Linked DNA regions of Mus musculus: regions 2 and 3 are each linked to region 1. Evidence: chromatin loops called from intact Hi-C (ENCODE). Cell type or tissue: left cerebral cortex. All regions are shown on one strand. Region 1 holds the start of Adipor1 (adiponectin receptor 1). Region 2 holds the start of Rabif (RAB interacting factor). Region 3 holds the start of Tmem183a (transmembrane protein 183A).

Region 1 (8,000 bases):
TGTGTGTGTGTGTGTGTGTGTGTGTGTGTGTGTGTGTATCTCAGGCCCTGCCCAGGATAGCGTGAAATGATTACTCATAACTTAAGATTGCTGCCTGTACAAAGTGTGTCTGGCTGTTCAAATAAATGGAGCCGAGGCCCTAATGATCTCAAGGAATCATTGTCGTCGTGTCTGGGGTCCTTGTCCTCTAATGCTTAAGGACATTGGAAGGGAAGGGCTCCCAGCACAAAATCTTCTGGGTGTTTTAGAGAGCTTCTTAGGAGCTGTGCCATATGCTGAAATGTGAGCTGCCACCAGGCGCAGGGCTCATGCCTGCAGCTGTTCTGCAGAGCCAGAGCCCAGCTCCTCCCTGGAGGCTTTAGAGGTGGAGGGGAGGAAACAGAGGGGGCTTTTAGAGTATGGATACCCCTCTCTATGGTCCCTTAACTTGGTCAGTCTTCCCTTCTTTCTGTGTACCCATCTTCACGCTAATCCTTCAGGGTACCCGGCATACAAAACAAAGTGTTGCCTTTCCATTTGGATGAGACGTCTTTAAAAAGTAACCTGACATCACCAGTTCTGCACAGATTTGGTGACTGGACCGAGTTGGCCTCTCTCAGGCCTATCAGTCCTAAATAGCTGTCTAAGCTGGAGAACTCCTGATCCAGTCTACTCAGTTCTCCCAGGATAGGACTAGGCGTGGCTTCACTGTTAGTCTCATTGGGAGAAAACAATGTTTTGGATTCAGTAGGAGGATTAGTTTAGTTTTGCTTTTCATCTATTTTATGTCTATTTTTATATTATATATTACATATATTATTTTATATGTCTATGCACCACATGCATACAGTACTCAAGAATGCCAGAAGATGGCATCAGATCCCATGGAACTGGAGTTACAGACATTGGAACTCTTGTGCCATATGGGCACTGAGAATTGAACACTGGTCCTCTGGAAGAGCAGTGGTGATCTTAACTGCTGAGCCATTTCTCCAGGCTCTCAACATTTTTTTGTTTGCATTTGGTTTTGTATGGAACTGCATTTCTGTCTCTGGGACCCCTGACAGAAGATTTATAGGGACCCTCAGAATTCACACACACACACACACACACACACACACACACCCCAGTAGCAATAGAATAGGTTCTTCAGTAAAGTCCATTGGGTGTTACTCCATCTGATATTAATCTTTTTTGTTTGTTTTGTTTTGTTTTGTTTTTCGAGACAGGGTTTTTCTGTATAGACCTGGTTGTCCTGGAACTCACTTTGTAGACCAGACTGGTCTTGAACTCAGAAATCTGCCTGCCTCTACCTCCTGAGTGCTGGGATTAAAGGCGTGCGCCACCATGCCCAGCTTAATATTAAATCTTGATCAGCTAGTATGTGTATGCCACTGCTCTGCGAGCCACCTCACCCTCAGAAAGGAAATTCTTTCTTAGGATTGTTGAACTTGCTGGAGCAGCCCAGTAGAGAGTGTCCTGTGTGGAAGCTTACTAGTCCTTGCTTTGTGAAGAAATGATTGCAAACATTTACTAAGGAACTATCATGTGAGCAAGCGTGTTTTCCGAGGTTGCAGCTGTGACAAAGGAGAGCTGGTGACAGACTTTCTCTCTCGAACTCCTTCAATCTAAGATCACAGCACTGAGTGATCAACACCACTGCAGAGCTGGGGTTCTAGGACACTAGGGCCCTAATAGGAGGGGATGGAGAAAGAGGAAGAATTTACATCTTGTTAGCAGACATGTACCCGGTACCATTTGAAGGATTTTGCCTATATTGCACAATATAATCCTTATGCTAATCCTGTGAGTTGAAGATTAAGGATTTGTGAGAAGAAATGCAGCTGGTCAGTGGTTGGCAGAGCCAGAAGCTGAATTTAGGATTATCTGTAGCCAAAGCCAAAACAAACCAAGAGCTGAGCATTGGAAACTGCTTGGATCTTTTGGAAACAGGTGAGGGAAGAGCAGTTCACAGAAGGATCAGGATGCAAAAGCCAGAGGAATGAGAAGTAGGAGAAATTTACTAAGGTCCAGAATACCAAAGAAAGATGGAAGAAGATGAGGCCCGATGGAAGAAGCTTAAAGCCAGCTTGCAAAGGGCCATGCTGTGGGCGGTGGTGGGGCTCCCCTGCCAGATCTCCATTAGTGTGAGGGCAGCCTGGCCTGCAAGCTCTACCCAGAGAAACTATCTTGAAAAAAACAAAAGATTTTTAAAAACAAATAATTTAACACTTAAAGGGGGAGCAGCCGGGCGTGGTGGCACACACCTTTAATCCTAGCAGGAGGCAGAAGCAGGCAGATTTCTGAGTTTGAGGCCAGCCTGGTCTACAAAGTGAGTTCCAGGACAGCCAGGGCTACGCAGAGAAACCCTGTCTTGAAGAAAAATAAAGTTTCCAGATTTTGTTTTGTACAGCAGGTAATTTATTATTATTATTTTTATTAAAATATAGGTTTCTAGTCAACTGTTTTTTTTAAAGATTTATTTATTTATTTTATGTATATGAGTATACCATTGCTCTCTTCAGACACACCAGAAGAGGGCATTAGATCCAATTAAGATGGTTATGAGCCACCATGTGGGTGGCTGGGAATTGAACTCTGGACCTCTGGAAGAACAGTGGGTGTTCTTAACTGCTGAGCCATCTCTCCAGCCCCAGGTAATATATTAACAATAGCTAGTTGTTATGAAACTCTATCCATTTGCCAGGCATCATGCAGACACTGCCTTAGTCCTGACAGACCTGAAAGTAGCACCTGAAATGTCCTTAGTCCTGACAGACCTGAAAGTAGCATCATTTCCCTTCGTTTTCAAGGTTAAGTAGTGATTTGGAAGGACTCAGTAATGTGTAAAGATCGGCTGGCTTGGGAAGGAAACTGGATCTACAAGAACCCAGAGTCTATGCTTTTAACCAGAACAAAGTTGACTTCACTCTCCTGGGGCATCCATCTAGCATTTGGTCACCTTTTCTTGCATTTAGAGCAGTAACAGCTGTGCATCGTTTTTTGGAGTATAAGAAAATGAACACTCCCAAAATACTATATTGTGTGGTTCAGTTCCGGCAGAGAAGCACACTATATTGTCTTCTAAGATGTGCCCTCTGGGTCACATGGGAACATGGACTGGCACAGAAAATTGTCAAGCTAGGCTTGTTTGAAATAACTTCTCCCTTTCTGATAAATAACAGGAACCAAAAGTTAAATCAGTTGAGTGAATAGATTCATGGTAGTCGTTCCATACATAGCATACCAGAAGAAGAGAGGGAGGGATTTGGAAAATGGATATAGAAATAGTTTCGGAGCTGTATGGTAGCCCACATTTGAAATCCTAGCATTTGAAAGGCTGAGATAGGATGGCCTCGAGTACAAGGCTCACCTGGGTTGCACAATTAAACCCTTTCTCAAACAAAAATAAAAGTGTGGGTTGGCGTTGTTTAATCCTGCCACTAGGGAGGCGAATCTACAGGGCGAATTCGGGACAGCCAGGGCTACACGGAGAATCCGTGTCTTGGAAAAAGGGGGGAAAAAGTGTTTCTGTACTAGAGATATAGTGGCTTGCCTAGAGGTACAATTCCCAGTACTAAGAGAAGGAAAAAAAAAGTGTTTCGGAGCTGAAAAGCGAGGCCGTGGGGTGGGAAACTAAGATTGCCTTCCCAGCTCCCTACTCCCAGCTCCCTACTCCCCTACACGCGCCCGTCGTAGGCCGGGAGAAGAGGCTTTTGCAGTCCGCCAGTGTAGGGCCAAGCTGGGACAGCCAGAGCCAGCGATTGGTCAGATCAGGGGCGGGGCGGGGCGAGCCTGAGCGCGCCCTGATGATTGGCACGCGCAGGAATGCCTGGATCGGAGCGGGTGAGGTAGCGCCGGGAAGGTGACGCGGCTGCGGAGGTGACGCCGTGCGGTCGCGCGGCCCTTCCGGCGCGGGCAGGGCGCTGAGGATCGGGCGCCCCTCGGCCGCAGGCCGCCTCCAGTGCCGCGGGATGTAGCGCCCGGGCCCGCGGCCCCCAGCAGAGGCAGCCAGCCAGGCCGTAAGTGTCCCGGGGGTGGGCGGGGCGCGGGCCCTGCAGGCTCTGGAGGGGACAGCACGGGAGTGGCCCGCCCCTGGATCGTCGCTCACCGCCCGGCCCTCCGAAAGGTCCTCCGTAAACATTTCCGGCCCCTCCCACCGCGCACCGCCTCCGTTCGGGGGGCTGCTCGCCGCCGTCGGGGCCCGGCAGTCCGCGAGTGCTGTCTCCGCAGCCGCGCGGTAGACGGCCGCGTTCCAGCCCTGCTGGCGACCCCCGGAGTTGAGCCTGCGAGTTGGGTGCGGGAACACCGGCCCTGGGTGGCCGGGAACCCTAAGGCCACCACCGCGATCCGCAGGTCAAACGTGACGGGGCTCCCTCCTGGATAGGGTCGGTCGGGAAGTTGATGGAGACTCGACAGGCCTAAGGTACTACTCAACTAGAATGTAAACAAGATGCCGAAGTGTTGGGAAGGGCCAGATTTCATCTCAGAAATCTAGGGTTGATGGATGCTGGTTTGTTTGAGAATTTGAGTCTCGCACTTGCTTTTAAGAAAATAAAGTGGCTCGCCGTCAGTTTCTGGCGGTTCGTAGTTGAAGAAGCTGGACAAATTTCAGTTTACATAGTTTCAGATGTCAGCGGAGCACTAAGAGACCATGGGATCTTCTATAATAATAATCTGATTATTTCCCTCGGGTCTTTAGCAGACAGACCAGAAAACCCAGCAGTTAAGTTGTGTGGTAAATCAAACGAAGATGGCAATAGGTGGTTCTTTGCAGAACCAAAGCCATGTTGGGATGTGCTCACTGCTTTTTTTTTTTTTCCTTTTGATAATGCAGGGCAGGCTGTGATGGTGCAGTCGCAGTTCCTGAGAGTTTATAGCATCAGTCCACTGCCAGGAACTCAGTCAGATAGGATGGCGCTAAGTGGATTGCAATGTCAGGGTTCCCGGCCTGCAGCCACTGCATTTCTTTATTACAGAAGTAGTTTTTGTGTCCATTTTTTGTGAAAGGTCTTTGAGAAGTCAGTCTTCAAAAGCTGGTGTTATTAGTGAAGTATTAGACATTGGTGTGGGCCTTCAAACACTGCACCTACTCCCGCAGGGTAATCTCCGCTGGGGTGTTCACAGTAGCCCAGAAACGACAAGATTTTTGAGAAAGAAGTAAATGAGTGGCTTTACCCGTGTGAAAGATAAATTAAGGAAGCAGCCTTAATTTCATAGCCTCTGCGCCTCCCTCCCCTCACTCCACCCCCCCCCCCTCACGGCAGGAGGAGGGGAGCGGTCAGCACCTTAAAATGAATGGTAGGCTAAGTTGTGTCACTTCAGAGTGACCTCATTTTCTTAAGCTTCCTGATGGAAAGTGCATTATTCGATGCTCTGGGTAGCCATGCTACCATGTAAACCGCTGTTTACACAACTGTACCCCTGGAATGCCCTGCCTCAGATGTCCATGCCTATCAAATCTTAAGATCTACGAAGTTTTGATCATCTCTACTAAAGTGAAGTTTTTCTTCTCAGTTCCTCCAGCACCTGTTAGCTCTTAGCTTCATAATGATGCTATCAGAAAACAAATTATCACCTAGGTGGAAGGGACGCGTACTTTTAATCGTTATCCCAGCACTTGGGGGCAGAGACAGGTGGATCCCTGAGTTCGAGGCCAGCCTGGTCTACAGATTGAGTTCCGGGACAGCCAGGGCTACAAAAAGAAATCCTATCTCAAAACAACAACAACAAAAAGAGGAAAAGGAGGAAAAATAAAAGAAAATTTTCAATAAACACCCTTAAGATATTTTAAAAATGTGTACAGCTGTTTGGGCCATATGTTAATGCCTGTTGCCCACAGAAGATGGGTTCAAAACTGAACCTATGTGAATGCTAGATATAAAGCAAGGCCCTCTGGAAAAGCAGCCAGTGCTTTTAGCCATTCGGCCATGCTCCAGCCCTCAGCAACCCCCTTTTGGTTGCTGCTTTGTTTTTTTGTTTTTGTTTTTGTTTTGTTTTGTTTTGTTTCTAGACAGAATTTATCTTCGTAGGCCTAGCTGTCCTGAAATTCTGTAAATCAGGCTGGTCTGGAGCTCAGATTTGCCTGCCTCCACCTTCCAAATGCTAGAATCAAAGGTGTGTACCACTACCACCACCGGCCGCCACCTGGCTTAGCAACCCTTCTTAAAGGACCTCACCAACCTGTCCAAGCTCCTTACTCTGCCTTCTCCCTGAAGCAATAGCCAGAACTGTGCATTGTATAGTACTCAATAGATGCTCTCAGATTAAAGGACAGAATTTACCCTGCTGGAGGCAGTTGCATTCTCCCTGTTTCTGTAGGAAGGAAATCCAGGCTGAAGCTCAGACACACCCGGCTAGGTTATCCTGCTTGTCTGCTTGACACTGTGTTAAGTAACATGGAGTTTCTCTTGTTTGGTACTGGTATTCATCAAACTTGTTACATTTTGTCTTTAATGGTCCTTTGTCCCCAGTTGGCTCATCAAACAGTATTCACCATGCTGAACTTCTTCCCATTTTGCTGCTTAGAAATGGGGGTATGACTAATGTTTATAAAGTTTGTAGCAAACTTTATAACTCTGCAAATTGAATTGCAAAGATCTTGAAGATACTCTCTAGTCAAACCAGTTCCAGGTGCTTGGCTTTTAAGCCAGTACCTACCAGTTTCCTTGTGCTTTAGTGGGACCGTGGGGGTGTACAGTTTAAAGTGGGTTTGGGGATAAAGAGTTTTAAAGTAACTTTGGGGGTACACAGTTTACTGTGAGTGCTATGCTGTACAAACTATATTGACCAAATATTTGTAATGAGCTTGATTTTTTTTTTTTTAAGCAGCTGGCATGGGACATACCTATAAGCCCAGCTTTCAGGAGACTGAGACAGGAGGGTGATTGCCAGAGTTTCTAGATCAATTTAGGTTACTTAAAATGCCCCAAGCCAGGCAGGACAGCATAGCAAGACCCTGTCTCAAAAAGAGCTGAGGTAATGACATGAAAAAATCTCTCCTCCTCCTCCTCCTTTCTGTGGAGCTGACTGTAGGGAAGTTTGCCTGCCTGTGAGATTAAAAAGACTTCTTCTCTTCTGTTGAGATAGGAGAGCCTCAAAGGAAGTTAGATTGTGACTTGTCTCCCTTCAGATTCGGAGGCAGTGACACTTGGCATCAAGTAAAGTTCCCATTACTGTAGTGTGGGGCCTTGACTCATTTTTCCCCAGTGGAGCAATGAAATCAACCTCCCTAACAGGCTGGGTAGAGGAGAAAATGGATCTTTGTCTGGAATGCTAGGCTGCTCTGTAGAATAATGAGAGCCAAGCTGCATAGATAGACCCCAACTCACCCACCCTCTTAAAAGGCCCGGAACCTTAGGTCAGATCTCCTAGAAGCTCTGCCTTAGACTCCAGGGAAAGTATGTGTCATAGCCTGGAAAACTTGGAAACTGCTTCAGAGAATAAATTATCTTCAGAATCTCTAAGGGCAACTCTCCAGCTAATTGGCTGGTGATTAAAACTCAACTTTTTCTCCAAGTTTAGTGCGGGATTATCTTATTTGTAGGAACACAAACGCCTCTCCTTCTCCACGGCTTTAGTCTATAACAGCTTACATTTATCCAGTTGGGAAGCTTAGTGGTAAAAGTTTATTAGCTTGAGTGGAAGAAATCCCAGCAAAAATGCCCTCTTGGGTTTGGCCCAGTCATAATTTGCTGTGCTGGGTGTGGCCCATTTGAGAGGAAAGGTGTTTCCTCTAAAATGCATAAGGGTTTAGAGGCAGACACACAGTGGGATTCCAGAGTCTCTTGGAATCAGTCTCACACCTTAGGGCTTTGTGTTGATTTAAATTAAGAGCCTAAGATGCTTGCAATTTCCTGTTGGTGAGTGGTCCATGCTATAGGAGCAATGGTTTCAGGGCCCAGTGTTACTGCTCTCTCCTCTGCCAGACCTCAGATCCCTCCCTCTTCCTTTCCTGTCTCAACTTTTCGTGGTCAATTAGAGAAACAAGCAAAAATACTAGCTTGGATTGTGTCTGATCT
Region 2 (8,000 bases), 80 kb after region 1:
CAAGTCTCTCTCGGTCTCAGAGCCAAGAGAAAGCAGGACAAGAGGATCAAGAGGATCAAGCTATTTGTCTGTAGCAGATGTATGTGCCAGCTTATTGAACCACAGCCTGTGAAATGTGGTTCATTTATCTTAGAGGACCAGGGAAGGTTGGCGGGTAGGAGAAGAAAACACAAGAGAAAGAAAGGGCTGATAATTAGCTCTCAGGCATCAGTGCTGGTTTCTGAATTTTGAGCCATGTCCACAGTTCATGCACTGAAGCCACCACTGAACAGTTACAGAAAACCAGGAAATAAAATTCATTGATTTTTTTAAAAATTTGCATAGCTTTACATGAAAAAAATATGTTCATAAACAGAATTCCATTCATTTGCTCTTTCCTCTTTAAAAAAAAAAAGTATGTGACTATGTTGCAGGAAATATTAAAAAACGAATTGGCATGTTCCTGCCCCAGTGGCCTGGTTGGCCCCGCACTGGAGGGCAATGGTTGACCTGTTGTTATCTCATGAAGACTCTCTGCCTCAGGGCTCCAAAATCTCTCCACCCAGCTCGCTAGGTTCTCACTGGCAGGTCACTACCACACTAACTCCATGCTTCAAATCCCCCACGGCCTTCGTGGTACACCCTGGGCAAACCCATGCTTTGCCGCCATACCTTTCTCTCTTGAACCCAGACGAGCTGCCCTCTGAACAAACTTAGTTCAGAAACGATGGTAATTCAGTCACTGGGCACAACAACTAAAATCCTAACCTTGTAAGCCTTATTAAACCTAAATTCTCTGGTGGCGAAACCTGACGCATGCTCCATTAAAACCGGGAGACACTTGTAGCTGCGTCCTGTCCTCATGCTATCCCCATCCAAAAAAGCCTAACTCTCTCCTGCTTCCTCTCTTCCTCTGTCCAACACGGAAGTCCCACTTACTCGCCCAGTGATTGGCTCCTTTATTCGTTAGGTGATGGTTCACAAGAAGTCACCTGAGTACATGACTCATTCCTCATTTGCATCGAGCAAGTGCTTCCCGGAAGAGTGGAATTAGCATCAAAATACAAGCAACAGCATGAATGTGTATGTCTATGTAACCTGTACACCCAGTTGTAGGGCCTATGGAGGCCTTTGGAAGGGCAGTGTCTGCTCTTAACTACTGAGCTGTCCTTAAGCATCCCCTTTGTGTGGTAGAGGCAGAGGATAGCCTCAAGTATTGTTCCTCAGATACTATCCACCTCGTTTTTTCCTTGTTTTAATTTAGTATGAGGGTAGCTGTGTGTGTGTAGTCAGGACAATTCAGTAGAGTCAACTCTCAGACTTTTATGCAGGTTCCAGGGATCTGACTGCAGTTGCCAGGCTTGCGTATGCCATTGAGTCCCCAAAATTTCTAAATTTTGTCTCTGCCCATCACTAGGATTACACGCTAGTGCCACCATGACTGAATTGTTCTCATGCTTGTAAAGCAAGCTGTTCACAGAACTCAAGATCAATCAGTTTCCTAGCCCTGGGAAACTTTATTTGTATGATCATCATCTGAGTTCTACACAGTTCTGTCATAGTTAAATCCATTCCCTTATGACGTAAAGTAACTGATGTCCTAACCTTTACACTTTTCCACCACTGTCTACTTTATCAGCAGCTCTTTCTGAAATTCAGATGTGGTTACCACAGTGCTTAATATAGAGCCAATTATTGGCAAATATTGATGTGTTTCTGTCCCCAAGCTCCATAGATTTCCATATCTTGTACTGTAAAGTTCAGTTTCCTTAACATGCATCAGATCCGTGGTGTTGAGGGGGCATATTCTACCATTCCGATCTCATTAGTACAGTCTCTCTCTACGCAGAAATATGCTTTAGTCGCTGGTTTACAAACCATTCTTAAGTTTGATCCCTTTTTTTGTTTGTTTGGTTTTTGTTTTTGTTTTTTTCAAGACAGGGTTTCTCTGTGTAGCCCTGGCTGTCCTGGAACTAACTCTGTAGACCAGGCTGGCCTCGAACTCAGAAATTTGCCTGCCTCTGCCTCCCAAGTGCTGGGATTAAAGGCTGTGCCACCATTGCCCAGCTTTAAATTTGATCCTTTTCTAGTGTACCCTGTGTCTAAAATCTTTCATTCCTGACAACCAAATGGTTAATTAAAATGATACCTACGGGGCCTGGAGAGATGAGTCATGGTTGAGTGCCAGCTGATGACTGTTCTTTCAGAGGATCTGGGCTGGGTTCCTGGCACCCATGTGGAAGGTTACAACAGTCAGTAACTCCAGTTCCAGACATCTTGTGCCCTCTTCTGGTCTCCACAGGCGCAAACACAATGCACTTACATGTAAGCCAAACACTTATAAAAAATATCTTTAAATAAATAAGTGGGTGTGCAGTGGTTGTGCATGCCTTTAATCCCAGCTAAGGTGGCCAGATCTGTCTGAGAACAACCAGGGCTACACAGAGCAACCCTGCCTTGAAAAACAAATACAGAGATAAAAGACCCAACATCCTAGACAGCTGTTTCCTAATCCATTTCTGAAATTGTTCTATTATATTTGAGTCTATGACCTTCTCAGGTTACTATTCTCACATACACAATGTCCATCATCATGTAATGTGGGACTAACAGGGGAGCAAGACTGCATTCTAGAACAGTAAGGTGGCTTAATTCCCTCGTTCTGATGTCCTATACACATTGCAAACCTTAGCCTTCTTCCTGTATTATGCCCGAGGGCATACCCTCTAAGGAAATGACGTTTTCAAAATTACTATAAGCAACGCTTTGCTACCTAATAAATGGCCACTATTAGTCTAGGCTTAATATTATCACACTTTTCGCAACACTAAATGTACTAAGCATTATACATACTTCTTACATAGAAAGCAATTGTTTTGTATCTAAATCTTGCTGAGGTGTGACCTGACCCGAATTATCGCCATCTACTCATGAGGCAAGGGAAATATCCCAAGAGTTAGTGGTAAGGCTAGCCATAGTGATTTGCTTAGGCCAATATTAAGGGCGCCTGGGAGACCAGGTATAGTGAAAAAGGATTGTCACAAGTAACTCCTGACACTTCCGTCCGGCAATAGAGAAAGGCGCCTGCGCAATAGAGTTCAGACGCCTGCGCAGAGGTACAGCGAGAGGCACGGGCGGGGCGCCCCCAGGGACCTGCGCCAGCGTAGTTCCGGGTGAGCCAGCTCAGATCGCGCGTGCGCCGTTGTGGCTGATGGTGTGGCGGCACGGCGATGGAACCCTGCGAGCTGCAGAACGAGCTCGTGTCAGCCGAGGGCCGGAACCGGAAGGCGGTGCTGTGCCAGCGTTGTGGCTCTCGGGTGCTGCAGCCAGGGACTGCTCTTTTCTCTCGCCGGCAGGTAGGAAAGTGCTTGATGCTGCTTAGAGTCGCGCTGTCCTGAGCGACCCAGCGGCTCCGGGTTGCTCCTGGTTCCCAGGTTTCCGGAGACCGCGCCCTTCCTTGCGCGTCTTTGCCCCTCCCCGCGTCGTGAGGCCCCGCCCACTGGCTTGGTTGGGGACTGGGACCCTCGTGTCGAGGCACAGTTGCCTGGTCCCCTAAACTGTTCTCTCTCGCAGAGTACTCCCTCAGAGGGTGTGCCTGTCCTAGGCGGCCCACCCGCCCCCAGGCTTTGGGTATCCTGCGCGAGCTAAGGGACGAACCCTAGCCCCCTGTTTCCTGGAGCTCTGGCTAACCTGCTGTACCCCGCAGGTGTATCTCCAGCCACCACTCGGTGTCGCCCCAGGGCACCTAAGAATCACTGGATTTCCTTCCCACCATAGCTTTTATCCATCTTTCAGTCCCTACTTGTCTCATTTGCTTCTCCCCAGAGGAGCTCCAGGATCAAGTTTGGTGGAGAGAATTCACACCGAGTGACTGCTAGTACCCAACTTTTCTAAGTCCCCCGAGATACAATTCCCAGGACGAGGCATTTCGAATAGATTTCGAAGGTTAACCATTCTTTTCTTGCAGTTAGGACTTTTTCATGTAGGATTTTGTGTGTGTGTGTGTGTGTGTGTGTGTGTGAAAGGTTTATAAAGTTAAATTTTAATTAAAGTGAAAGAGAAAGCACACTCCTGATGATAAGAGGTAATCTGGAATCTGAATCCTAAGGGTCCCCCACCCCCGTGTGTGTGTGTGTGTGTGTGTGTGTGTGTGTGTGTGTGTGTGTGTGTGTATGTGTGTTTAAGTTGTTTGTTTGTTTGACAGGGTCTCCCTATGTAGCCTTGGCTGGCTTGGAACTTGCTCTGTAGACCCAGCTGGCCTCTAACTTAAGAGGTCCACCTGGACTCCCCACTGCTAGGGATTAAAGGTATGAGCCGCGTATGGTAGGGTTTTAAAATAAGTGTCTTAAACCACCATCACCCCAATGAGAAAACTGAAAGAAAAAAAAAGTTTCTGAGCCCTTTTTTTTAAGTGTAACATGCGATCCTATTGGATAGTACAAACTAAATTGCTTTCAGACCCTCATTATAAATGGTTTGTAAGAAGCCACTGTTCTTTCAAGTGGTGGAGAGTCACATACAGCAGTGTCTGCTGCAAGAGCGTGTTCTGATGGCCTTGTCTGTGGAGTGGGTGGAAGTCCGTTTTAATAAGAACTACTCGGACAGGTAGTAGAGTTCTCCACTTATTTTGTAAAGTTAGTGGCCTTGCGGAGGGATGGAGCTGAGCCAGGGAACTGGATCCTGACCTGCGCACTTATTAACACCGGAAGAGCTGTTGAACCTCCATGACCTTGCGCTTGCTCCTTCTGACCAAGTTGATGAATAGGGAGATTTGGCACTGTGAGCACAGTGCCTCCTATATGGGACAGTTCTTGTTCTCGAATGGCAGCTTGCCTGCTTGTGTAAATTGACAGAAACTTAAATGTTCCCGAATGGCATGTGGTGGCCTGCGCCTATCTTAGCACTTAGGGCTGGCTACCCAGTGAGATCAAAGCTAAAAGGGGTACATAATGAGACCCTGTCTGTGAACTGAGTAACTCTTTTTTAAAAAGTCAAGACATTTCTTAAAAGAAATTTTGTAGTAGTCAGGTGTGATGGTGCACACCTTTAATCCCAGCACTCTGTGGGGTAGGCGAGCTCAGTGAGTTAGAGGCCATCCTGGTCGACATAGTAAGTTCCAGGTCAGCCAAGACTATTACACAGAGACAAACTTATCTCAAAAGACCAAAAAGAAGAAAGAAAGAAAAAAAAAGATAGTTTATAGTTACAGTTTTTGTGTCATGTGTTTTAAATAGATGTTTCATAGGAGGGAACCTGTAAGCAAATTAAACTGTATATTACAAATCATATTTTGTTTCTCAACAGAGTACCTTTACAGAGAACAAACCATTTGGAACACACATTTTTAAAACTGAATCCCTATGAAGTGTCAACATGGCTCTTTAGTCGTTCCCTGGACTGTTGAGAAATTACTGTGAGGCCAGTCTAGGCAAGCTGACACTCCGCCCTCTTAGGGATGACCTTCCAGGAGGCAGGAGGAAAGTGTCTGAGCAGTCTGGTTCTCTCTGTAGGCTGACCTCAATATAGGAAAAAATTAAAAACAAAGAGAAGATGCGAAGATGCCCTTCCAGGCCTAGAGAGTTGGCTCACTGGTTAAGAGTTCTTGAAGCACATGTCAGGTGTCTCACAGTTCTTTGTTGCTCCAGTTAGTTGGATCTAGGGGATCCAGCATCTTTTTCCACCCTCTGCAGGCACCAGACATGGGTATGATACACACATGCAGGCAAAGCGCTCATAAAGTAAAAATAAATAAATCTTTAAGATTATAAAAGCAGTTCTTGCCAGGCGGTGGAGGTGCACGCCTTTGATCCCAGCAGTTGGGAGGCAGAGGCAGGCGGATTTCTGAGTTTGAGGCCGGCCTGGTCTACAGAGTGAGTTCCAGGACAGCCAGGGCTACACAGAGAAACCCTGTCTCAAAAAAAACCAAACTTTAAAAAAAAAAAAAAAAAAAGCAGTCCTTTCACCATTTAAGAGAACCTGGAGAGAGACAGGGCATGAAGAGGTCTCCTTAGAGGTGGCCCATAGCATTTTCACCTGTAAGGTAGTCTAGTGTAGTCTGCATGGCAAAGCTCTGAAAACCATCCCAGCATCGACATGATGCAGGACCTGGTGATAACTCTGCCGTGCATTTCATAGTCTAAGGCAGTATGTTTTCCACCTGGGAGTAAGTTTTTCCCCAAAGGGAAAAGTCTAGAGACAAACACAGATATTTTCCATGGTAAGAATTGGGAAGGGGTATTACTGACTTCAGTAGGCTGCTGTCTTGTGTCATGTGAGGCTACCCCTCAGAGCTAAGAATTCTTTGGCCCAATTTTTCAGAAAGTCAAAGTTCCAGAAACCCTAGACCCTACATTGCAAATATCTGGCACCTCTGCTACCTCAGTTGACCTCTTGGTACCTTTTGCTACTTACACCACTAGACTCTGAGGGCCTGTGTCCTATCCACGTGTGTATCTTCTATACCCAGGCTGTGTGCATAGTGAGAACTTAGGAAATAATTTGGTCTTCATAAAAGCTATTAGTCTGGGGTGAATAACGGATTATTATTGATATACTGGATCAGAATTTTGTGGTTTTACCCTCCCCTCCCCCCTTTCTAAAGTCAGAGTCTTATAAAGCCACGCCAGCCTTGAGTTCTCTGTGCGACCAAGGACGGTCTTGAACTTAACAATCCTTCTGGCTTACAGGCATGGACCACTGCCCCAGTATGTTCTCCTGGGTATTGCACTTATGATAGACTTTATGCCTGCTTGACAAGAACTTTGCCAATTGAGCCACATCCCTGGTTCAGTTTGATTGGCACCTTTACTCCTGTTTGCAGCAGACAATCTGGGTTGTTTTTTTTTTTTCAGTCATAGAATCGGTTCCCCATAGAAAATATTCATACCATACTCTCTCTCAGGACCAATTTCTTTTGTTTGTTTGTTTTTTCGAGACAGGGTTTCTCTGTATAGCCCTGGCTGTCCTGGAACTCACTTTGTAGACCAGGCTAGCCTCGAACTCAGAAATCCGCCTGCCTCTGCCTCCCGAGTGCTGGGATTAAAGGCGTGCGCCACCATGCCCGGCTCAGAACCAATTTCTGTCCTACTTCAGTTCCTGTGATTTGATAAAGGCTGGACCAGAAGCGCTTGGAGAGGAGAGGGTTCGTTTGGTTACCTGTCCATTAACTGAGGGAAGCCAAGACAGAAACTCAAGCAGAGCAGGGACCTGAAACAGACCATGGAGGAACGGTGCTTGCTGGCACTCCTACCACCCAAGCTCCCACAGAGCAGCCCTCCATGCTCTGAGCACTCAGTGGCTTTCCCAGCCCAACATTCCAAACACTTCCACAGTTCTCCTCAAAACATGGTGATCACAGCAATAGCCCACCCTCTGCTACTGACTTCTGTTTTAGTTTGATTTCTGTGGCTGTGGTAAACACAGCCAAAAGCCTTAGGAGGGAAATGTTCATTGTATCTTAGCTTACAGTTCATTATGAGGGGAAGTCATGGCAGGAGCCAGGAGTCAGGACCCTGGAGGTGGGGCTATAGAGGAGAGCTGCTCTGCTGGACCGTGGAGGTGAGGCTGTTTTATTCCCCCCCCCCCCCCGCCATTGTTTGCTCAGCCTGCTTTTTATATAGTCCAGGACCATCTGCCTAGGGGGACACTACTTACAGTGGCCTCCCACATAAATGTCCCATCAAGAAGAATGCCCCACAATTTACCTGCAGGCCAATCTGATTGAGACATTTTCTCAATCAAATTTTCCTGTTCCAGGTGACTCTAGCTTGTGTCAGGTTGACAAAAAACACCCAGCATACTTTGGACCAAAACTGTTTCAGGATTCAGGGGTGGGATTTTTCGGGGTGGGATGGAGGAACTTTTTGCAATTACACAGTGAAGTATTTTAGGCTTGAGAGACAGATCTAAACATGGAATTCTTTTGTTTCATATCCACCTGTCTACATAAACTGAAGACAAGTTGATGTATTTTTGGTGAGCCTTTATTTTGCTTAACTCCCATTCCATGACACTGACAATGG
Region 3 (8,000 bases), 53 kb before region 1:
AATAACAACACATACGCCAGAAAGCCACCATCTTAAATAATCATTTATCTCTGAGGCAGATCTCACTTTGAAGCCCGGGCTATCTTGAAACTTGCTATGTAGACCATGCTGGCCTTAAACTGCCTACCTTTGTCTCCCAAGTGCTAGGATTAAAGTCAAGCACCATCACACCGGGCTCATCGGGACTTTTACAAAGCTGACTAAAGCTAAAGGTTGTATGTCTCAGGGATAGGGAGATGGCGCAACACTACACAACTTGAAAAAGGCAGGCATGTGTGTGTCTGCATCGCTTGCATAGCTGCTCCCAAGAACAGAAGAGAGCACTGGCTCCACTAGAAGGAAAGGTACAGATGACGTAAGCCTCCATGTGGGTGATGGGTCCACAGGGGTCTTCTGAAGGGCAGCCAGTGCTCTTAACCATGGAGGGATCTCTGGAACATTCCGGGTCTGTTGGATTTTTAGCTCTTCAGACAGGGTCTAATGTAACTCAGATTAGCCTCCAACATGTAGCTAACCTTGGCCCTGGACTCCTGGTCCGCCTCCACCTCCTGAGATTACTTGCTGGCTAACAATAGTATTTTTGAAAACTATCTCTCTTTTGAGGGTATGACACTAAAACATTATAGAGATAATGATATATAGAAATTGCTCAAAATTGAAACATAAATAGTAATGAATTTATAGCTGTTGCATAGTGGTTATAACGACTTCATTAAAAACTAAAGGATAGGGACAACCAGACGGCTTTGCAGATAACAGTGCTTGCAGCCAAACCTGACTGAGTTTACTCCCTGGAACTCCAATGATGGAAGGAGATAACTATCACACTGTCCTCTGATCTCCACCTTTACACCCAGGTATGCTCAACTCTGTTATCCTACCCCCTATACACACACAGTCAAAATAAACAGATAGACAAAGAAATTTTAAAATTATTTTTAAGAGAAAATAATCAAAGTAGATGTACCTTAATAGAGAGAAAATAAAGCAAAATAAAAGAGAAATGATGTTCAAGAGTGTACATGCCACAAATCACTTGTCTAGTAAGTGATTAGATCCTGACTATGTGAAGGGAGTCTTATAATGCAATATTTTAATTTAAAATGAAGAAGCAAAGAAAAGCCAGGCATAGTGACACACTCCTTTAATCCTAGAACTCAGGAGGCAGAGGCAGGCAGATCCCTGAGTTCAAGGCCAGCCTGGTCAGTTCTAGCACAACCAGGGCTACACAGAGAAACCCTGTCTCGGAGGGAAAAATGTTCCTATGCTACTGTTAGAAACACCAAATGGCACAGCCACTTCACTGATTCCTCAAAAACTTACACACAGATTGCCATACAATCCAGAAATTTCATGCACTCATTACCTACTAGAAATGAAAGCATTTACCCAGGCAAGACTTATCCCTGAAGTCATAACACAAAGTAGTCAAGTAAAAGGCAATAAAAGCTGGTACACATGCCATATGGATGAACCTTAAATACTTTTAAGCCATATGAAAGAAATTAGACCAGAAAAAGTACGTTATATCTTAAGACCCAGCATCTGGGAGGCAAAGGCAGGCATATCTCCGTGGATTTGAGACCTACAAACCAGACTGGTCTACAAAGCAGTTCCAGGATAGCCAGGGCTGTTACATGAAGAAACCCTATCTCAAGGAAAAAAAAAAAAAAAAAGAAGAAAGAAAGAAAAGAAAGGAGAAGGAAAGAAAAGAAGCGAAGAGAAGAGAATATTGTCTTGAAAAGCCAAGATGGTTTAGAAGTTGTTGCCCTTGCAAAAGACCTGGGTGTGGTGGGTCTCAGAACCCAAATCAGAGTTCACAACCATCCATCCAACCATCCAACTCACAGCTCCAGTGACAGATCTAACGACCCCTTCTGACCTGAGGGTGCCAGGCATACAAGTGAAGCACACACATACATGCAGACACTCATATTCAGTTCCTCAAAAAAAAAAAAAAAAAGTAAATAAACAAAACTTAAAACGTTAAGTCGGAAATTTTCTGGAAAATGTGTACACACACGCACACACATATAATATGTATGTATACATCCCTAACAGAATTTTAAAAAGTGTAACTAATGTTGCTGTTAATTTTTGTATCATGGAAAAGAAGGTTATGGGGCTGGAGAGAAAGCTCAGCAATTAAGAGCACTGATTGCTCTTCCAGAGGTCCTGAGTTCAATTCCCAGCAACCACATGGTGGCTCACAATCATCTGTAATGGGATCTGATGACCTCTTCTGGTGTGTCTGAAGACAGCAATGGTGTACTCACACAGACTAAATAAATCTTTAAAAAAAAAAAAAAAAGGTTATCACCGACAATCACTAGTTCCTTGTAGATCTCCCCTCACATTGAAGAGCGACAGCATCCATCACCACAGACAGAGCTCAGTGCTCAGGAAAGCAACCCGTACCTTTATGTCTCTTGCTCTTCTTTTTTCTGGAGACTGATCTTTCCTGAGTGCTTTCTTCCTGGGCATCCATCTCATCACTGCTGTCCAGGATGTCACATGGCTCACCCACCCCGGAAAGAGCCTCCTCGGCAGGAACCTGGGACGCTTCCAAGCCACAAAGAGATTTTACTAGGAGGAAACAAGGAGAGAATGAAACGCACTTGGTCCCATCTGCAAAAATCTTGAAAGCAAGACAAACATAACAAAAAAAAAAACAAAAAACCCAATATGCCAAAGAAATGGAAGTCAACTGCATGGTAAAATATGCACAAACTACCAAAAAAAAAAAGGGGGGGGGGACTGGTATCAAGGAGTGGCAGTGGAAATTAACGAGTACAAAAAGTTGTGTGGGATTTTGTTCTTGTTTTGGTTTGGTGGTTCTTCTGAGACAGGACCTCACACTTGCTAGGTAAACCAGGCTAGCCTTAAACTCACAGAGATCCACCTGTCTCTGCCTCCCCAATGCTGAGATTAAAGGAATGCCCACCGCAGCTGGTCACAAAGTTGGTTTTAACTCAAAGAGGAAACAAAACCATTTCGGCTCCGGAACCTGCTGATCCTGGCTACACACACCCATCCCATCCAGGATACGAAACGAGAAAGTAAACAGTGGGAAGAGCAAACACGTTCATGACCCAAAGGTCAGTAGAAAAAACACCGGGACGCAATTCCAGGTAAATACAACACCCAATGCTGTCTCTTAAAAGCTTGGGCCTAAAAAGACCCACGAAAGCCTACCTTCCTGCTGAATAGCGTTGGCCACGGCTTTCTTGACCCGTCCAGACCTCACCACCGCCGGATCCGAGTTGGCATAGTCCGCCACGGTCACTGAAACAGAGCAAAGCGCCAAGGCCTCCTCAGACTCGAGGCAAAGTCTCCGCCACCGCTCCCCGCCGGGTCCCGCCGCGCCCGCCCCGGCCGCCCAGCCCGCCTTGGCCGCCCAGCCCGGCCCCGCCCCTCGCCCACCTCGGCCCGAGCAGGCGTCGTGGGCCCGGAACTTGAGCCGCTTTCCTCTCTTGGGCATGGTGACGGTGTCCCGATGAGGCCCGCCTAGCTGGCCGGAGCCCCGGGCCATGTCTCGGCCCCGAGAGCCGGCTCCCGGAGCCGCAGAGCACCTCCACCCGGCTCTGCGGCCATCCCCGCACCGAGGCCGCGGCTATCGCGAGGACTTCGGCGAGGGCTCTGGGTCCCGTTGATTGCCGACGCCCCTCTCGGGGAGCCAATCGCCTCCGGGGCCCGGTGACGTCATCACCCGGCGCCCTCAGCCGCAGCGGAGGCCAGGTTCCCAAAGCGGAGCGGGCTGTAGGACGGGGAGTGCGTTGTCACCGTCTTCATCACCGTCTTCTCTGGGGCGTTTGGTCCTCCAGACCGCGTTCTTTAGAACTAATAATTTACATCGTGGTCCACTTCAGCATCTAGATTGCATATATCTTGTTTTCGTCATTCTCTCTTTCCCACTTACGTCAAGTAACCTGAACGTAAATATCAAAGCGGTCGCTATAATTTTGCTTACAAAGGCTTTGAAATTCTCTCTGCAGATCAGTGGCTAACTCCTGTAATCCCAACACAGAGAAAGGATCAGAAGGTGAGAGTCATCCTCGGTTCGTAGCCAGCTGGGCTACAAGAGATGCTGCCTGAAAAATGAGTAAATGTCTGAATTCTCAAAGTAGAAGAGATTCTTAAAAGGTTTCCCATCACCATCATCCGAGCAAATTCTAGAAGGATAGATGAGAACATATAATTCCTTTGTATTAAAAGAGAAGTCCCGTGTTGTGTCTTTTTTTCTTCTAATTCCCTTTCAGCTCCCAAAGTGTTAACAGTCCCTGGCTTAAGAAACAGTCCTTTTGACCCAGGCAACCCAACTGGCTAGATCTACTCAGAGAGTGCCCTATAAGACACCTCAAAGGGGTCTCCATTTTATTCTACCTAGTACTGTGCACAGAAGTTCATAAAGAGCAAACCACATAACTTACTAGAATTATGAAACAGTCTACCACCAGGGATCATAGAATAAGGCTTGGATCACTTGGGAATGATAACTGAAACAACATAATTGGTTATAATCATGCTCTAATTTATCTAGAATTATAACAGGAAGCAAAGGTCTAACAGCCTATAATTGTTCTAAATAATTTTCCATGTATACATAATTAATGTCTGTAGTTGAGTTCAAAATACAGCTGGTCAGCACAGAGCCTTCTCATCTCACGTTACCAGTAAAAATTTAATGAGGCTTTCATGCATGTAGATCTCTGCTCATGTGACACTCTTTAATACTCACACCCAGGAGTCCAAAGGGAATCAAAGATGCAAGAGACTCAGGCCCTATTAATAAACCACTAACTGCTTTAAAAACATAAGGATTTTAGCTGAAATGTTCTCTCATTTTAATCCTTTGGAATGAAAAACATGCTAGTTACACCAAAAAAATTTCTCTTTCAAATTTTGATTGAAAAAAATCTTAAACAAGATTTCTTGGAGTATTTAGCCAATTTAGAGGAACAAAGAACCCATACGTCTTTTATTCCTCATTTCAATAAAAAGTAACAAGTGGAGGCCTAGGAAATGCTTACTCTAGAAAGTGCTTGCCAAAAAAAAAAAAAAAAATGCTTGGCAAGACTTTATCATCTCTCAACCTCCACATAAAAGTCAAGAGTTGTGGGGTTAGAATGGTGGCGATGGGGACTCACTGGGGATGTGGGCACAGGCTATTCCCTAGGGCTCACTGGCCAGCGCACACACACACACACACACACACACACACACACACACACACTTGAGCAACGAACTTTCAATTGGTTGCATTAATGATCAGACCCAATTTTACAGGTTCTTTCTCAAAAGATAAACAGAAAAGTTACCTAATTTACCATTGTATTTAAATAGAAGTTATTTAACCTAACTAACGGGAGAAATTGGTCTTTCTCAAACAAGTGGGAAATGTAAGGACAATATGTGAATAGTGAAAGAATTAATATGTCCACTATACTCCTGCATTACATTGTAACTTTACTTTGTGCTAATAGTAAATATTATCGTGTGTGTTTGTTTTAAGAGCCTTTCTTTAAAGCCTATCCTGGTTTTTATGGAATCTTTGGTCAGTGCAACATCCTATTGGAGACAATCCAGTAACATGAAAATGAAAAGAAGTACAGGTTGTTCTCTTCAGCGTCCTACTTTTCAAGAGAAAGCATATAGCCAGGAGTGGTGGCACAGGCCTTCAATCCTAGCCCTCAGCAGGCAGAGGCAAGGGACATCTGTGAGTTTGAGGAAACCTGACCTACCACAGCAAGTCTCAAGCTAGAACTTAACAAGAGCTTTCTCAAAAGTAAAAATACATTTAAACAGAGTATAGAATGTGAAGTTAAGCTTGCGTGGGTAAAAATCTATAGGTGTAGTACACATTTGTAAGCCCAGCATTTCTGAAGCAGAGGCAGAAGGTCATGAGCTTAAGGTCAGTCTGGATGAGACCTTGTCTCAAAAAGCCAAGGGCTGGTTCAGGAGACTCAATGGTAGAGCACTTGCTTAGCATATGACCCTGGGTTTGAGCCTCAGAACTGAAAATACAAGGTCTAGCTACTTATTATATGTAAATTAAGCCTTTACCTAAAAAGTTTGGCCTGCTTGACAGGATTATCAAATGATCACATTCACTCATAAAAATCATTTAAAATAGCATACAGCAAGCACCCAGTAAATATCAACTATTGTTGTGGTAGTGGTGGTGATAATGAGAGTTGAATTGTGGCTGCTGTTATTTTGTTTTGTTTTGTTTTTTCAAGACAGTCTGTGTAGCCCTGGCTCAGTGTAGCCCTGGCTGTCACCCTGTAGACCAGGCTGACCTCAAACTCAGCCCCTCCTTCTGGAGTGCTAGGATTGAAGGCATGTGCCACCACTTTCCAGCCTGTGGCTGCTGTTATTTTCAGACACGTGAGTGGGATGAGATGCCTCAGCGGGTGTTTTCCACACAGCCTGATGACCTTTTTGTCTCTTCTTCAGGAAGACAGATTACAGTGCAGAGTCACAGTCAACGCAGGCCATTCCAGTAGACTAAACTGATAGCAGACTAGCCTGCAAGTGACAAGATGAGACTTCAGACAGAAGACTATCTTCCAAGCTCATATCTAAAACCAGCATACTATGTCACCCTTAAAATTAACATTAATAACCTAAAAAAAATCAATGTACCAAGCAAATATCAAGCCAAACTATGGCATCTTGGAGAAACTCTGTAAGACAGAAAGCAAATGGGAAAAAAGGTTACTTAATACATTTCCATGATGTGTCAAAGCTTTGGGCAGAATCTGAGAAGAATTTAACCCTTCCTGAGAATCTAGTGGCATCAGAAAAGTATATTAATTAAATCTAGCTAAACATGATTGTGACTGGCTTTGTTAGCCTTATTAAAACTATACAATTTTTTAAAAAATTAGTTCATTTAGTTTAATTTCATTTACTGAATATTACAATCAGTATGGGCATAGAACCCCCCAAGACTAAGTTCTAAGAACAAAGGAAAGAAAATTTTTGACCCCAGGGGGACAGAGGGTAGGGAATAAGAGACAAAAACAGGAGATAAAGGATGAGGGAGAAGGGGAAGGGAACAAGGAAGAGAGGACAAGGATATTTGTCCCAAAGGGGAAGAAGGACTAGCTCCGGATACAGAAATAGACAAGACTCTCAGCTAAAATGGCAGTTTATAAAGGTACAAGGGGAAACCCTGGGTTAGGGTGAGGTGTCCCATTTTAACTGGGCGTGTTAATTAGGTGAGCTAAAGGGGACTTTCAGTTGCTGGACTTCATTCGATACTTTGATAGCTGGACCTTGGTAGTAAGCCTCAGGAGAAGGAAGTGGCCAGTGAGAAGCTAGACCTCGGTGACTAACTTTAGGAATGTAAGCAAACGGATCTTAGCAAGGCAGAGGGAATCAGGGAGAAGGGCAAGGCCTGCCAGAGCCATGTTTGTCATGCTCAAGCTGTCCAGAGTCTTCACTGAAGCATTTCCAGTTAAAATAAGAACAAGAAGAGTCGCCTAGTGATGGGGCCTTGGGGCTGTTGTCTGGGTTTGGACCATTTTCCTTCCTGTAACAAGGACTTACCTTGAGTACATTACTTCGTCTTACCCTCTAAATATGTGAAATGGACAGAATCATGGTACCCATTTCATAGAGTCAGGTACGTGAGAAAGTATCTGGGAAGCGTTTAGCTTAGTATTGTTTTTTGTTTTTTGTGTTTTTTTTTTTTTTTTTCGAGACACGGTTTCTCTGTGTAGCCCTGGCTGTCCTGGAACTCACTTTGTAGACCAGGCTGGCCTCGAACTCAGAAATCCACCTGCCTCTGCCTCCCGAGTGCTGGGATTAAAGGCGTGCGCCACCAACACCCGGCTTAGCTTAGTATTGGTATATTGTATGTACTCAATAAACATCAGCTACAATTACAAGCAGAAGTATCTTACAGTATCTGAACTACACTCTCATAAGAGAATCCTTGGTGAAGTTTTATAACAGATAATTGATCTGGCCCCATAACAAAGATTGGAAGCACC

What was found. Hi-C counts contacts between places; a loop is a spot of excess contacts. Peaks named below come from ENCODE experiments on the same cell type or tissue, not always from the same donor. Only the 100,000 strongest peaks of a DNase experiment are listed, where the experiment ranks them.
Region 2: a loop joins it to region 1, with 4 times the contacts of the local background. A loop is called at or near these places in 5 of 42 quality-filtered maps.
Region 3: a loop joins it to region 1, with 4 times the contacts of the local background. A loop is called at or near these places in 22 of 42 quality-filtered maps.

The regions. Positions count from the first base shown.
Region 1 is chr1:134,411,585-134,419,584 of GRCm38, forward strand. It overlaps Cyb5r1 (cytochrome b5 reductase 1), which reads left to right. Exons shown (of 9, transcript NM_028057.3): 9 at 1-154. It overlaps Adipor1 (adiponectin receptor 1), which reads left to right and starts at 3,794. Exons shown (of 8, transcript NM_028320.4): 1 at 3,794-4,001. In left cerebral cortex, CTCF peaks have their summits at 851 (motif pointing right), 3,395, 4,095 and 4,294; DNase peaks (open chromatin) are centred at 3,765 and 4,094; H3K4me3 peaks cover 2,107 bases; H3K27ac peaks cover 1,457 bases.
Region 2 is chr1:134,491,475-134,499,474 of GRCm38, forward strand. It overlaps Rabif (RAB interacting factor), which reads left to right and starts at 3,165. Exons shown (of 2, transcript NM_145510.2): 1 at 3,165-3,335. The coding sequence starts at 3,210. In left cerebral cortex, CTCF peaks have their summits at 2,285 (motif pointing left) and 3,699; DNase peaks (open chromatin) are centred at 3,128 and 3,664; H3K4me3 peaks cover 1,416 bases; H3K27ac peaks cover 1,255 bases.
Region 3 is chr1:134,358,339-134,366,338 of GRCm38, forward strand. Tmem183a (transmembrane protein 183A) reads right to left here and starts at 3,661. Exons shown (of 8, transcript NM_020588.2): 1 at 3,424-3,661; 2 at 3,196-3,285; 3 at 2,419-2,586. The coding sequence starts at 3,532. In left cerebral cortex, no CTCF peak of the experiment used is centred here; a DNase peak (open chromatin) is centred at 3,696; H3K4me3 peaks cover 1,577 bases; H3K27ac peaks cover 1,244 bases.